2 separate regions of the Homo sapiens genome follow, and region 2 is linked to region 1. A link is a loop called in an ENCODE intact Hi-C map of the cell type or tissue named here. Cell type or tissue: endothelial cell of umbilical vein. All regions are shown on one strand.

Region 1 (8,000 bases):
GAAGAAATAGTCATATGCTCCTGGCCCACTAGGAAATACAATGCTTGAAGACTGGTAGCTTGGGGACTGTGAGTTAAACTGACTTGATGTTTTTGGGAGGAGTTAGTCCCCAGCAAGAAATCTTGTGTCTCCACCAGCCATGGTGACTTTCAGGACTGGAAATTCTGTCTCTAGGGGCCAGAGCCTGGAGGCCAATAAGATGTACACCCTGGTACCTTGCTGGGCAGCTCTTAAAGGCCAGGGCTCCCAGAACTGCCTGCGGGCCCCTTGACCTCTAAGGCCCAAGGGGCAAGCTCAGACTGGTGTTTCTAGCCCAGACAGGAGTCAGATCTCCCCTGTGTGTGTAAGAGTGTCGTTGGGCCTGTTCCAGAGCGTTGCACTCCTCAGCTGTCTGCCCTGGAACTCAACAACAAGGGCCATAAAACCTCTCCAAAGCCTAAAGAGGTCATCATTGAAGGACCTGTCCTAAATGCCTGCAGAGAGGAGACAGGTGTAGATTAAGTCTCAAAGACCAAGTCCTCAGGGAAGAGCCACCTAGAGAGGTGAAACATTAGGGACGGAAAGGCTGGAGCGCGACTGGGTTCCTCCAATTTGCTGCGACAAGTTTGGCTTTCCAAATACTAGCGCGTCCGTCTCTTTAAATCACAGAGCAATCGGGGTTCTGGTGGGCAAGACTGACCCTGCCGACCAGATGCAGGCCGCTAGCGGGAGGCAAGAAGGAAAAGAAGGAGACATTATCAAGATCTCTGGCGTCCACTGAAGGCCCTAATACCCGGCCGCGATGAACCTTCCGAAAAGGAGCCGCAGGAACCCCTTTTAGATTTTATCTAATAAACTGATAGCAAAGTATATTGATAAGGCGGAACCCGGAGCAAGTAACAATATTCATCCCTAAAGGAAGGAAACTAAAATTTGGGGTCTCGATGCCGCACTTCTGGCTGTGTAAGAGTGACACGTGGCCCTGGGGGCGGGGGTGCCATCTAAGGGTTTCCTCTAAAGCCTCGGGCGCTGGCTATACCAATGAAGAGGGAGAGGCGGAGAGCGCAGCAGCCTGCTAAAGTAAAGTGCTGGGCTCTCCACCTACCTGGTGCGCACCGGCCTGCGGGCTCGGAGAAGTTCCCGGAGGAGCAGAGGGCACCCAGGCACGGTGGCCAGATCCAGGAACTCATAAGCTCACATCCCCTGGGGGTTGGAGCCCCACGCGGCGCAAGAACCCCGGGCGCTGAGCTCCGGGGAACCTGGGAGGGAAGGAGGGGCGAGCGGGTGGGGCTGACTTACCTGCCCGCAGCAGTCGCTGCCTCTGTGTTGTCCGAATGTCCCTGCGCACCGCAACCAGCAAAGGCAATTCGGCTTTGCTAACTTTGGCCTCGCACCTCCAGAGAAGAGGCGCGAACTCGCAAAAGGAAAGGCGCGCACGGTTCCTGGAGAGAGGTCCCCCTGAACTTGGGAAGGACAAGGCAATTAATTCTGCTCGAGAAGTTAGTATTTAAAACACCCACGCAAAAATCATAACGGCTATTAAAACCTCGAATTCCCGCTTTGAAAGACTCCTTACACCATCCGGGCGGACAATTCAGACCTACATGATTTCATATTGAAGTCGCTAACTTCTTTCAGGAAGGACTTCAAAGCTACTGTATAAATTGGACAAGCATAACTGTCAATCGCTCCCAAACACTGAGAAGAACTTTTACTGAAACGAAGGATAAATGAGAGAGTGTAAAAGCCAAAAGGGAAGAAGTTGAAAACTTTAAGTCAGTACGGAGAAGTTTTAGCAATTGGTTTCCTTAAACGGGATAACAAATAAACCAACACTTCAGCTGCCCATCGCACTTCATTTAAGTTTGAAGTAACCAAATAACCTGAACTACCAAATAACAGTGCCCTTGGGACTCTGCCTCAAAGAGGTCGGAACTCGTGTTTCAGCAACAAAAGCAAAAAGCAAACTGAATAATGTCCTGCGTTCCTTAAGATGTCATTCTGCAAAAGGACAAGGCATTGTCCCTCGACTTTAAGTGGACAGAGAATAACATTAAATTTCATTTGAATCTGCGTGTCATTTCTGTTAGGAAGATCACAGCGGTAGCGACAGTAGCGGCAGAGCACCGCCACAAAGGAGGTGGGGAAAAGTGGTAAAAATGCATGAACTTTTTTCCAAAGAAAAATAAAGATAAATCAAAAATAAGTTTTACAGACATGCCTTTCCTAGCTTAGGAAAGTTAATTTTTAAATGCGCTTCTGCTGTCTAAGGTGCAAAGCCAGGCTAGGGAGTGCGTGGCTGGAATCTGCATGCTGATAAGAGAAGGCTGATGTACTTACAGTGACAGAGGGCAGGCTGCGGGAGAAAAGCTGTTTGTGTTAGCCTGCGAGTTACCCAGGGCTGCAGTGAGAGCAGAAGGGAGGAGTGGGAGTGCCAGTCTGCGTACACCTTCACCGCGTCTCATTACATCTGCCAGCCTCTCTCTCCCTCTCTCTTTCATTTCCACATTCCCTTTGTTCCTGAAAAAAAAAAAATCTACACGTCACATCAGAGTCCCCAGATGCAGTCTACACCAAAGAAAAAAATGAATAATTCAATCAAACTGTGCATAGTCTCTAAGGCAATAAATCTATTACACTTAAAGAAACGAAGGGTAATTACCACCATAGAATTAAAATAAGGCCAAAGACCAGAGAAGTCGCTGAGTCTGTGGATAAACTCATCCGTAAATAAAGTTTCATTTATTTAATCTTTTTGGCATCTCAAATGGAAAGTCAGAGAAAGATTTTTAACTTATTTTAGAAGGGTACTCACTTCTTTTTAAACACATTGAGGCGGGGGGGCGGGGTTGGGAGTGGGGGGATGGCGATGAAGAAAAGGAGAAAAAGCCTGGAGTATACTACCTTGCTCAAAAAGCTCCCAAAGGCAGCGTGGAGCGGCACAGACACGAACTAAGACAATGTGTGTCTGCGGAGCCTGTACAGGGTCCATTTCTCCCCCACGTCACCCTCCTCCATTCCCCTCTAATGAGACGCGGATCACCCTCCACTCTCACCGACACTGCAGCTCTGCACAAGGGCAGCTGGAATCTGGGAACCTTACCTGCAGCACCAATACCTAAGAGAAATCGCGCTTCCCTGACACTAACACGCCATGCCATCCCCACGCACCCTGCCAAAGTCCTGTAACCATCTACTTCTTCCATCTGCCTAAGAGAAACTGTAAACGGGATTTCCCCCCCACGATTGAATGGAAGCTCTGTACTGTACCGACTTCTGGATTTGCCCTGGGTTGAGTTTAGGGAATGTCTGGAAAGAAAAAAAGGGAGGAAAAAAGGAGGGGGGCAGCTCAAGCCTTGTCCAAGTTAGTCAGAAGGCGGTGTTAGGCAGGAAAGCGCCTACGGGAAAAACAGCTGGGATGCAGACGGGCTATGGAAATCTCAGTTCTAGGAACCGTGTCCTTTCGTCCCGGAGGTAAGATTGTGTGACTGCCTCACGTTTATTCTTTCACTGTCTGTGTCTCTCTTCCCCACCCCCAACTACCCCTGCCACTCAGATCAGCCGGCATGCACCCTGGAGAAGGGCACAAACACGGCGGGGGCTTTATTTTTCAGGTCTCTCCACTCATAAATTATGGGTGTCACTAAAACGAGATTAGCAAATCTTCTACCGCTGGCGGCGGCAACCAGAGCCTCTGTCTTGCCAGTTGCGCACTCTGAGACATCTCTCGGTGCAGAGTGGTTCCGAAGCCCCAGCCCGCTGGGTCGCTCGGCCTGAGGGCTCAGGTGATGGAGAGGAGGCTCGCGGCGTCCCAAACGGGTTCGGCCAAGGGTTTCCACCCCATCACCACTTCCCGCTGCCTCCACGCGCGCGCGCGGACCCACGAGCACACACACACGCACGCACACACACAGACACGCGCGTATTCTGAAATTCTGGCCGAACTCCTCATCTAAACGGAAGTCCCTTTACAGTCAATTCAGCCCGCTCCAGAGCATCGGGGAAACTAGACTGTTCCGTGGATGAACTGCGAGGATGCCGGCGGTCAGGCTTGGCCGAGCTTTGTTTACGTGCCTAAGTCGCCACCTTGAGGTCGAGGGGAAGACTGCGCCCAGCTAGGGGCTGTAGAGACGAACCCAGCTGACACTGGCCCAGCAGCCTTGGCGACCTCCCGGGACCGCCTGAAAGAGAAGCAAAGGGAGGGCGCCCTGCGGGCGGGCGGGCCACGCTAGGCGCCGTCTGCCCTCAGAGACTCGGGCTGACAGGAGTGAGAGCTAAAACTTCCAACTAGCTGAAACCAATAGCCGGGAATCGAGCGAAGGCGAACTCTCCCAGCAAAGTATAAAGCTTCGGGCCAAAGAGTCTGCAGCTCCAAGTCAGGGGCTGCGGCTCCGAAACTCCAAACACTAACTCCCAGGGCAGTGGCAGAGGGTGGGGGCAGCTTCGAAGAGGCATACCAACTGCTCCGGTCCTGGCCGAAGACCGAGCTCCCTTCTGCGGTGACCTCGGCTCAGAGCTGACTCCGTACTCCCTGGGACTCATCTCCCGCTTCCTCTCCACCTTCGGAACAGTAGACAAAGGGACTCAGGGACGCGGCCAGACCCAAGGTCACAAACGGAGGTCTCCGAGACGAGAATTGCGTGCAAGAGAAGGACGTTCAGGCAGCCCGGCCGCCTGCTGCGAGAGCTGAACATTTCCCAGCTCTATAGTCGCCCATTTCTCAGGAAATCAGTCCTTCTGAGTGTCTAACAATGGATTAGGTAAAATAATAATGATTATTAATTATATCAATGATTTTCTATTTTCCCATTCCTACCCCTATGGAAGCCTTTTTCGCTCACCGTTCTTCCTATATTCACGCCTTGCACTAAAAGAATGCCAGGCTTAAGAACCTCCTAGCTAAATCCTGAAATAATTTATCGCGGTTGTTCTTTGTTACTCCTGGTCACTGCCTCCAAGGCTTGGGGACATCTGCAAGGCCACACCGTAGGTCCTCCTCGGTGAACTGTGCCCCATGGGTTCCTCAGTCATTTCCCTGCTACTTGGATGCATAGACATTATTTAAATATACTTTATAAATTGAGAAGAATTCTATTTATTTCAAGAAAATGGGACACTAGGGAACTATTTTGTTTTATATGAGCATAAATCAGCCCTGGCTGACTTTGGCCGTGCCCATTCAGTATTTTGGTCAACAATAAATAAATAATGGTATAAATTAAAAATTAAAAATATAGCCACAGCAACCCGATGCTAATGGACAACAAGAAATGTCTTCTCCAATAAAAGAAGCAACAGGCCCCCAAGCCGGACCCCACTCCCTGTTTCATGCCACAGCCTATCAAATTAACATTGGATAGCTCTTCCATTTATGTGGAAAGCTGAATGTTACCGAGAACAGTACTGAAGTTTCCCAGGGAATCCCAATTATAGAAACACCTGTGCTAAGTAATGCTATTCTAATCCACTATGAAAACCTTAAGTATGTAATAGTCCTCAAATCATCTCATTTCTTAGTTGCAGTGGGGTAGGCCAACCTCATACAAGAACATTAGACTTGTACAATGTCCTGAGAGCCTTAACTCAGAGCGCTCTTGGTTTTGCCATACATAATCCTGGCAGTTCATTTTATCTTAAATGGAAAAAATATACACATGAAGTTTAACATAACTGGCAGAAACTAAGCCAGGGTAGGAATTAAACAAATCCAGTGACTACAAAACTGGAACACAAATCACATGTGCAGTCAGGGACCAATTCCATTATTTTTAATCAAAAATTCTACAACATAGGAGTTGTCACTATTCAGTCTATATTCTCCATTTTACCATAAACAGAATATTGAATGGCAAAATATAAGGAAATGAAACCACCATAAATAATGTGATAGAAACCAGAACATTGTAAACTCCTACCAATTTCCCAAAAAACATACATGTCAGCTATATTTTTAACAATACCAGACCTAATATTTTTGAAGTGCTATCTGAAAATATATCTATTTATTAAGGTAATCGTTGCTTTATTGCTTAAGGCGGCCAAAACTAACACTTCTGAAACATCCAGATGAAAAGTGAAATTTCTATCCATCATCTAACTGTTTCTCTTACAATGATACACAGAATTTTGGAATTTTTTTGAACTGAAAGTTATCTAAATAATTACACAAGTAAGTATGATTATCACAATAAAACACAGAAAGGAAAAATATAAGGGTTATAGGATAATAACCACAGAAATAAACTTTAGTCACTAAAATTCAAAGTACCCCTCATGATAATATCCTTCTGAGATACTGTGTTATCTTTTCACCATCAAGTAATGTTAAAGCTTGCGCATTCCTTCATACATGCCTTTCTCCATTTATAGACCCACTTGCCTCTTCCCAAATCTGAGGTTGGCCATTCACAAAGATGATTACCATATCATTCATTATACATTTTAGCCCGCCTAGAAAAATTTGGTAAATCAGTATAGATCCTTTCCAATACCTAATAAAAGACAAAGAAGGAACACAAAAGTAATGCTGTAAAACTTCCCACCAATAAATATGAAACAATAACTTATTACTAGTCTTTAAAAATTTGATAGTTTACCTCAGCAGTTTGTTTTATTATTTGTTAGCATTGTGTTTAAAACTAAATTTGACTAAATTCTCTAATTTTAAAATTTGTTACTTAAAAATCTTCTTTGGAATCCCATACTATTTTTTAAATTTCTAAATACAGGATTTCTTTTGTGTGCGTATTTTTTTTAACATTACAATCATATTGGAGACTTTGCTTGTTTTCCACAATTTTATTCATGCTTAAATATTTACTGAGTGCCTAGTATGTGCAAAACAAATAATGAAAAGTATGTTAACTGTGGATTTATCTTTTTACTTTTATAATAGATATTAATTCAAAATCTATTGCATATATACTGAAAATTAATTTTTATTAAATATGCCAGCAGAAGCATCCTGTTCAATATTTGATAATTCCACAAGATGATATTTCATTCTATTTGGCACATACTATTGAAATTACCTGTTATTTTTATTAACCAACAAATTGTATACATTTCTAAAAATAAGTTTTCTGACTTATCAAATGATATATCTATAAAAAACCTTTACTTAAAAATAGGATGTATACTTATAAGCCAGTTCCAAACAACATCTTTTAATTTTAAATCAGTTCTAAAAGAAGACTGAAACTGTATTTCAAGTCAAAGTGTTTAATATAATTGCTATGCAAAGTTATTCTATAACTTGCTAAGTTTTATGTCTTTAGCATGTATCATAATGATACATACAAGATAGAGATGTTATCTTCCCAAATTCAAACAAACAAATGAAAGCTAAAAAATAAGTCAGTGTTCCCAAGTATCTGGATGTTTGCTATTATATAAATAGCTCATTGGGTTTTGTTGAATTTTTACACTTTCATCAGAATGTTTTCTATGAGTTTGAACATATTATGTTTAAAATGGGGGAAGGGAGGAAGAAAACAATAGCGTAAATCTGCAACAATGATCATCCTCATGTTCATTCATGTTTGTTTAAGATAATAACAAATGAAAAGCTTCACTTATTCACGCTTAAAGTTCTAGAATAGTAGGCTTTTGGGGGAAAATACTAAACTCAACAGCTCAATACAAAAACCTCTTTTAATTGCACACAATATGTTATCAACCTACTTTCAAAGTTGATGAAGTTTAGTACTAAATTGAATATTAAGCAAATAAGTGTTAACTATGTTCACTAGAATTAGCATATTTCAGATATTTTTAAGAGCATCAGCATCATGATATGGTTGTCATAGAAACTGCAACAATATGTCATTTCAATTAATTTTATATGCAGTGATAAGGCCTAGTTCTACATCACTTCAATACAAGTTTGAAAAGCAGAAACTGAAAAGCAGATATAAACAGTGAACAGTAAGTTTCCAATTTCTACCCGTTTAGAAATAGAGTACGAGCCTTTTAAAAACAAAAATTCACAATGCATTCCAATGGCATGAAAAAGATAGCAA
Region 2 (8,000 bases), 790 kb before region 1:
ATAGCAAAAGGAGACTTTGAATCTGAAATTCACATCTAAAAATATGTATTCTTTGAGAGCTGAAGTGAAACTTGATCCAACAGAAACCATTCCACTGTCCATTGGCACTGATTCATCAGGAGTTAATCATGGCCAATTCAACCTTCTCTAAATGCAGTTTAAGAAAATAGACAAGTATCTATCCCAGGAATTTCATACAACCCAATTTTGTTTCACAAGCAGGTCCATTCCCAAAGACGACAGATAGGCTGCCCTGCTCCACAAAGATCTCATCTTATTTTGCTTATCTGGAGCCAAACGCTAACCCCATCACTAAAGGATGCAGGGCCTCTGAATTTCTTGACAGGCAAGATTCCCTAGAGCATGGCATTCTTGTGGTCTGGATGGTCTTGAAAAATCAGAGAAAGACAGAGAGAATGGTGGCAAATGGGGGCCAGGCTGAGAGTCAGGCAAGGCCCTCAGGGAGGTTTATGCTTCAGTGTCGTCGAGATTGCTGGTTTGTTTTGAGACCTTCAGTCCCAGTAACCCTGAGATCAGCTGGAGTCTCTCTGCTCCCTTAGCGTCTAGACAAAAATGAGTCAAAATCTCATTTTACGTCTTGCATGAGTCTATGGCAAATTCTCAGGGGACTTAGGTACTTTAGGCATGTCCATACCAAAAATGACCTTTACCATTCCACCATTAGGGGTGTCCTCTGACCACTTTTTGTATCATTTTCTGCTTCCCATAGTCTTTTAGGCAGAGGAGGCTAAACATTATAACAAACAACCTCAAAATCCCAGTGGCAGTCCAGTTGGGTATTTAGAGGAAAGTCTTATGCAGTGTTCCAGGAATCCAGTCTCCTCTCTAGTGGTTCTATATTGGAGTTCACCTCTGAATCTTCTGCATCCAGCTGTGAGACAAGAAAACAAGCATGGAGAATTGGGTATGGAGAACCACACAGGATGTTTCAGGGGCCAACCCATAAAGTGGCACACATAATTTCTACCCAACTCTATTGGCCAGACTTGGTCACATGGCCCCATCCAACTGTAGAGGAAGCTGGGAAATGTAGCTATAAGTGGTCCCAAAAGGAAAATTATATTTGATGAGAACACAGCATTGTTTCTGCCATACCATCTTTTGGGATCCTCTGTCATGCTTCTCCCTCTTCCATCTTCTTCCCATCTCTACCTCTCAGGGTCTCATGTAGAAGAATTTAAACATTCTTGTGCTCTCATAATACTCTTCCTCACCAAACATCAACATGACCTCATGATGCTACTCAATACAGCAGCCACTGCTTCCAGAGTTGGGCTAAGAATTCAAATCTATTTACCTTCGAATCTAATTATCTATTCACAAAAGCGGAAAATGAAACCCTTAGATTTTATAAGTGGAAGAGCTTGAATTTGAATCGGTATCTTAAGTTCATCACTTTTTCTCCTACATCATAATGTCTCATCTCTTTAGTTAGAATGTAGGCTCAACATTAGAAGAAAGCTCCTGCTGTAGCCAACCCAACCAGCCCAGCACCTGGCACAGAGAAAGACATTTGTCAGGTGACAGGATGCTCAGTAACTGTTGAGTGGAGCAATATTCTCAACAGGACAACAGGAGGGGCGTTCTACTTTGGTGGCCATGAAATACCTCCCAAGGCAATACAACTTCATTTACCTTGGTTTAATTGAGGCCAGTTGGAAACAATAGGGCATCTTCTGATGCAATTAAAAACACTGCCCATAAACTGTGAAAGTTTTCTGGCATTCTGTAGACCAGAGCACTATTTTATAGCCAAGTTTCTGAACACATTTTTTTCAAAGATGTTATCGTGGAAAATGTGACAACAACAGAACTCCAGGGGCGTGAACATGCTGTTGTAATTACTCCTCCAGACACAATGAAATCAACCCAAGTTAATTATTTATCAAAACCAACCCACTCTCTGGAAACATCTTTGTTTTGGCAGAATATTTCCTTTCTCCGGAAAATAGGTCAATGGTTTTTTCCTCCCACGTTTCTTTATCATAGTATCTGACTTTCAGAATTAGCTATTTCAAGTACTGAGACATCCGCCAAGCACCCAGGTGGGCTGGCAAGAGTGCAACTACAGTCCTGGGGTTTCTGATTCCTGGATTCTTCCTGTTTCAGCGCTTCTCTTCAGTAAGGGTAACCCTGAAAAAGGAGAAGGAAACCAAGGATTATTTAAGTTTCTACTATATGTCAGGCCCTGTAAGAGGCATAACTATTATATTGTTTTGCTTACTCTCATGAGACAGTATATCCATTTTATAGATAACAGAATTAGGCCCATAGGGGTGAAATAATTTCGCATGCCATTCACATCTAACTCCGTGTACATAGTCTCCCATGTCTGAAAAGGAGAAGTATGAACTGTGTAAACAAAATTGGTATTGAACTAAGAATTGACTCTGATGATTTAAGTAAGCCTGTGGGGCCAGACTTGAGTAGTGGCCTTGGATATACCAAATGAGTTCCTCTACATCAGTTTGGCACCTTTGACATCATTGCTTTACTTTTGCCCTACAGACTTCCCTAGATTGCCCTGGTATATTCTTTACCTTTCTCCTTCCCATCTCTATTCCTGTCCAGATCCAGGGTAGCCTACTTGAATCAGATGCAACAAAACAAAGGGGAGGAAGGTAGAAAGAGAAGCAAGATGATTGAGGTACTGGGGAAGAAAAGAGGAAAAGAATTCTATTTTGAGACTTTCCAGACCTTTGAGATTTTGCAGTGAGCATCTTATGTTTCCACAGAAAGAGCACTGAACTAGGAGTAAGGAAATTTGGGTATGAAGCTATCTCTGCCACTCTTCACTGTCTTAACTTAGGAAAGTCTTCTACGTGGGCCTCAACTTTCCCATCTGGACATAACAGTATAAACTTTTCCACAACTCTTAGTGCAGGGTCTCTTGATATGTCTTTTATTTCTCCAAACTTCATTTCAAATAGTCTAGAGCTTCTAGCAACTAAACAGGTAACTCAACCAGCATCATACCCTCGAGCACTCCACTCTCTATTTTTCCAAGAATCTTGAAGATTTGTACAATCAAAAAGGAGCCTACGGGATCACTTCTGAGCAAGAGCGCTGCTGTCTGCTCTTCAGCTTCCGATCTTGCTGGCAAAGCTTTTCCCTGCCACACGGTGCCGCTGTAGAGCACTGGCCCACTTCCCTGCTGCTGGCAGGGCTGGTGCACGCAGAACAATGTTTGGCTTGTCTCAGTCTCTGGCACAGGCCAATATGATCCTCTGAGGGAGGGTGAACCCTGCTTGACTCCACACCCACAGGGTCACACTTGATCCAGGGGTTTGCTCCTTACTGAATCCTCAAACTCAGTCTTTGCAATCACACATAGACGTTTCCACCTTATTCCTGCCCAGCCCCAGAGATGTTGTGCCCATGAATGAACCATAATATTCAGATTAATAATCAAGTTTGTCTGGGCCTGATCTCAAAGCAAGACTAAGCATTGCTAATGATTCCTAGGTCCTCTTTCACAGATTCAGAACAGCTAAGATAAGGATGTGTGAAAATATGTGTATTTTCTATGTGTCATACATGATTCTGGTATGACATGTGTCAGATCCAAAATTGGAAAGTTAGTGTTTTAGAATATAAGAGGGCTACCCACCCTCAGAATTCATGTATAGGGGGTAATATCTTCCATGAGCCAATCATCTGTGCTCTAACCCACTCCAAGCCTAGCACTCATAGAAGCTTTCTTGTCACTCTCTTGTTAAAGCAGCGAGAGTCAAAACAAAATTGTATGCTTTAGTGGGTCACTTACCAATTTAGGATATGGAACTTCCATACAAAGTTTGACCTGGAAGGTCTCTCAGACAGACTTCCTACTATTAGAGTCATTTACTGAAAGGAGTGTGGGAGATCTTTCATGATGAGTGACTCTGAAGCAGAGAATTGTGATGAGAACTAACATGAGGAAGAACAAATTCATTTGTCGAGGATAACTTGACACTTAAACCAAAGGAAAATACACTTTTTTACATTTTTTACAATTTTTATAGGTTATAGCTAGTGTAGCAGAGTAAATAGTGCTCAGCACATATCCCAGGCACTCTTATATTTCTCAGGCTTTCTTGCAAGGCTTGCGCCATGTATCTAGTTTAGAACAAGTGACCCTGAGTGGGAGTGACAGGTGTCACTTCTGATTCAAGGCCATTAAACTCCTGTGTACCTTCTCTGTCTCTCTTCCTTTTCTGCAGAGCTCTTGGAGACCTTGCATTTCAGATTGTGCAGTTACAAGATAGTGTGATCTTTGTCAGCTTGGATCCCTGAGAGACTACGTGAAGTAAAACCCCCTCTGATGACTGATGTTGATATTGTAAAATAAACCTTCATGTTATTAAGCTATTAAGATTCCAGAGTTAATTTGTTACTGCAGCACACCTTAGTCTATTCTGACTAATATAGCTAAAGTGGTAGAAATATTACTAAACTTAATCAATCAATTTATTTAACTAATAGACTAAAAAACATTATGGAGTCAAAGGCTAAATATTTCTATTGAATCTTGAAAATTGTCAGTATGTGGCAGGTCCTATAAGTGATCTGTGGCCACCAGTTTTTCATTTCTTAGCATGAAGGAGTGAGGATGGGAACTACTATTTACTGATTTCTTTTTTGCCAGACACTGTATACAAATTACTACACTTAATCCTCCCAATATCTTATGAATTAGGTCTTATTACTAGTATATATATGAGAAAAGTGAGGTTTATTAATCACACATTGCTAGTAAATGGTAGAGCCAGGATTTGAAGACAGGAGCATCTAATGCCAAAGCTCTCTTTATTAATATTACATAACCTTTCCAACCATAGCCATAACTCTAGAAAAGTAGAACTTCATTAGGACTACTTCCTAATGACTAATGGGGTAGGGAATGGATTGCTCAAGTTCTCTTTATTTTTCTGCCTACAGTTTACAAAGGCATCCCCCAACAAGTTTCTGTACATCTGGTCTCTCCCTTTTAAATATCCCCTGACACAGGCTGCCTACAAGATAATTCTAAAACACATATACACAAATATAGACATGTTGCCTCTAGGCTGGAAAACCTCAGTTGGCTCCCCTTGCCTGCAAGGTCAAGTTCAAACTCCTTAGCTTGACAAATATAGCCTTTCTCATCATCCTTTTCCCTGCTGCTGCCCCGCTGAACTGGATTCTTCAGATATTCCAAAAGTGGGGGGGATCTCCAGGAACAGTCACCATGGTCATTCATCTTCATATTTTTGCTCAAGCTCTTCTCTCTGATATGAATATACTTCCTTCTCAAAACCTGTTATTTTTCTCCATATTTAACAAGATCCAGCTCAAATGACAATTTTTCTTTCAAACATTTACTAACAGAATCAATAACCACCGTCTCAATTTCCCCTACGCCATATATCCCCCACAAGATCCCTTGGGAATTTAACACATTATTTGGGCTTCTGTCTTCCCCTTGGCATTGGGGTTAATTAACTGTATGTAAGCTCTTGATTTGAATGCTGGTTCCACTTCTTGGAGACTGTGTGACCTCGGGCAAGTGACCTAACTAAGCTTCAGTTTCCTCATCTGTTAAAACTGGAATAAATAATAGTGCTGAGCTATAGGTTTGTTTCAGTTGATGAAATGCAATGGATAATACAATGCAAGTGCTCACTGTGGTGGTGGCATATAAGGAGGATTAAATAAATACATATATTTCATTTATTATTTTATTTATTCTTATATCCCCCATCCATAACACCATGCATGGCCCATAATTGGTCCCAAATAAACATTTATTAAATGAATAAATGATTGAATGAATAGTTGCATCCATTCAGGTGACTGAGTAGAGTAAGAAGTTCTACCAGAGGCACAGAGATCTCCTTGAAACCATAGTATTACATACCAAAGTCACTGTTTTGTTATTATTTGTATCTGGGCCTGCACACATACACTCCAACTCTTCAGCAAAAGCTGGTCAGCAACTTGTATTTAACTTCAAAGTGAAAATTGCTTAGTTGAGCTGAGGATTTTCTTTTTCAAATCCAAAGCCAGCGACTACCTAGATTGTGCAAAACTTCCCCTGCCTTCATCCCTAACTGGTAGCTCTTTGTTGGAGATACCAATCAGTAAAGCATGGACCACTGACCATGTATAAGGTATGATGTGTTTGGTGGGTATCTAGATGGCTGGTGGAGTGTGTCTCAGTTCCCAGAAATGATCTAGAACGTGCCTAGCATGTCAAAAGAGGACAAAAACATCCCTCTTCAGGGATATCATTGTTTCTTCATCCACTGCATATAATTTAGCAGGACCACCCAGCTGATGAGATGAGACGAGGTAAGGCCATGTTTGTATTGTGCTGCTCATCATCTCCAAAGGGCTTTTCCCTCCTGGACCACTGCTACCTTACATTGTTTTTCTAGGTCTCATCTTAGTTTCTAGGCCTCTTTCTCTGGCTCCTTTCTCCCAACAGTGAAGTCAGACATATGTCCTCAACTTTTCCAACATTCCCTTCCCCTATTTCTGATGTATTCTGTCTATGGGAAGTAATCTCTGATGTCGTCTGTATCAGGAATTCTTGTAATTCATACTATTTAAAAAATAAAACAAAACTCAAACCAACTTAATGCACTTGTTCACTGAATGAAAAAGCCCCAAAGTGGGGGAAAGAGCAGTCCAGTTCCTCTGCAGTCCTCCAGCTTCTGCCCTCCTCTCGGTGCTGACTTTGCTCATAGGTCAAATTTGCCTTCAATATTTCAAGATGGTGACCAGCAGCAGTCAGGGCCAAATTCTTCCCTATTCAATTCTGGAGGGGAGAGAGGGAATTTCATGAGCATCAATTCAAAGAACTTCACTTCACTCTATTGGGCCCTGGGAGAATCACTGGGTCTTTTTGGCCTAACCCTGGGTTACCAAAACCAACCTTTTGCAAAGTGAGGAATAGGGAGTACCCTGATTGATTTATACCTGTCAAAGTGTAAATCAACCCCCAGAGCTGGGGGTAGAATCAGTCTCTCCTGAATTGCAAGGCTGACGTACCATGGGGAAAGAGTAGATGGAGGTCAGGGACCCAGCCACAAGGCCCGGCACACTGCTCCTTGTGTTCTTCCCTTACTCTTTCAATTCTTCATATTTGCTGCACTCAAGTTCAAATGAATTCCCACACTTCTTTTTTAAGTTTATTTTGTGTATAAGAATAATACATGTTTATTTAGGTTCAAGAGAAAAGCAAAAAACAAAACAAAAATATAGAATGATCCATTAAGCAGAAGAAATGAAAACTTTTTGGCTCACATGCTAAATGGGTCTTTTCTGCTGTGCCTGTTTTGTATAGGGTTCACATGCAGGTTTCACACACAGGTTTGATTTAACACGATGATGCCACAATTTCCACACATTGTTGGAAATATTCTAAAAGCTGCATGTTCCTGCATATATGAATGCATTCCATGTTTCACAGAGGAAACATGGTTTACTTAAACATTCCTCTGTGATGGCACAACAGGCTTTTCTTAATTATTCATTTTGATAAGCACTTTTATAAACATCTTTAAATTCTGCATTTTTTCCTTATGACAAATTCCCAGATACCCATTCCTGTATTATTCTCTAAAACAAGTATATCATTATAAACTCCTTTGCACTGTGTAAGAGGGCAGCTGTTTCATTGTCCCTATACATGCACTAGGTATTCTTTTTAATCTTTGCTAATTTTGGTAGAAAAAGAAGTGGCCAGGGAAATTGTGCATCTGCTTACTATTTTAATTTTCATTGCTCTGATTAGTATAGCAGAGACTTTGTGCAAATGTTTATTAGTCATGTATTTCCCCTTTTTATGTATGTTTATATCTTCTCCCTATTATCCATTGATTTTCACAAATCTTCACACAGTAATAATATTACTTATTTGACATTTGTACAAATTTTCCCAGTTTTTACACTTTAATTTCTTAATTTTTCACATACAAAAGTAGTATATATTAATCATTCAAATATATCCATCT

Evidence for each region. Hi-C counts contacts between places; a loop is a spot of excess contacts. Peaks named below come from ENCODE experiments on the same cell type or tissue, not always from the same donor. Only the 100,000 strongest peaks of a DNase experiment are listed, where the experiment ranks them.
Region 2: a loop joins it to region 1, with 6 times the contacts of the local background. A loop is called at or near these places in 53 of 110 quality-filtered maps.

What each region holds. Positions count from the first base shown.
Region 1 is chr11:16,609,762-16,617,761 of GRCh38, forward strand. LOC105376571 (a long non-coding RNA gene) reads left to right here and starts at 3,043. Exons shown (of 4, transcript XR_931086.3): 1 at 3,043-3,453; 2 at 3,954-4,739. It also overlaps a transcript of SOX6 not described here. In endothelial cell of umbilical vein, a CTCF peak has its summit at 4,077 (motif pointing left); a DNase peak (open chromatin) is centred at 4,040; H3K27me3 peaks cover 3,627 bases.
Region 2 is chr11:15,816,716-15,824,715 of GRCh38, forward strand. No RefSeq gene overlaps it. Among named protein-coding and RNA genes, the nearest start is that of LINC02682, 90 kb to the right of the region's middle. In endothelial cell of umbilical vein, a CTCF peak has its summit at 3,136; a DNase peak (open chromatin) is centred at 3,176; H3K27me3 peaks cover 142 bases.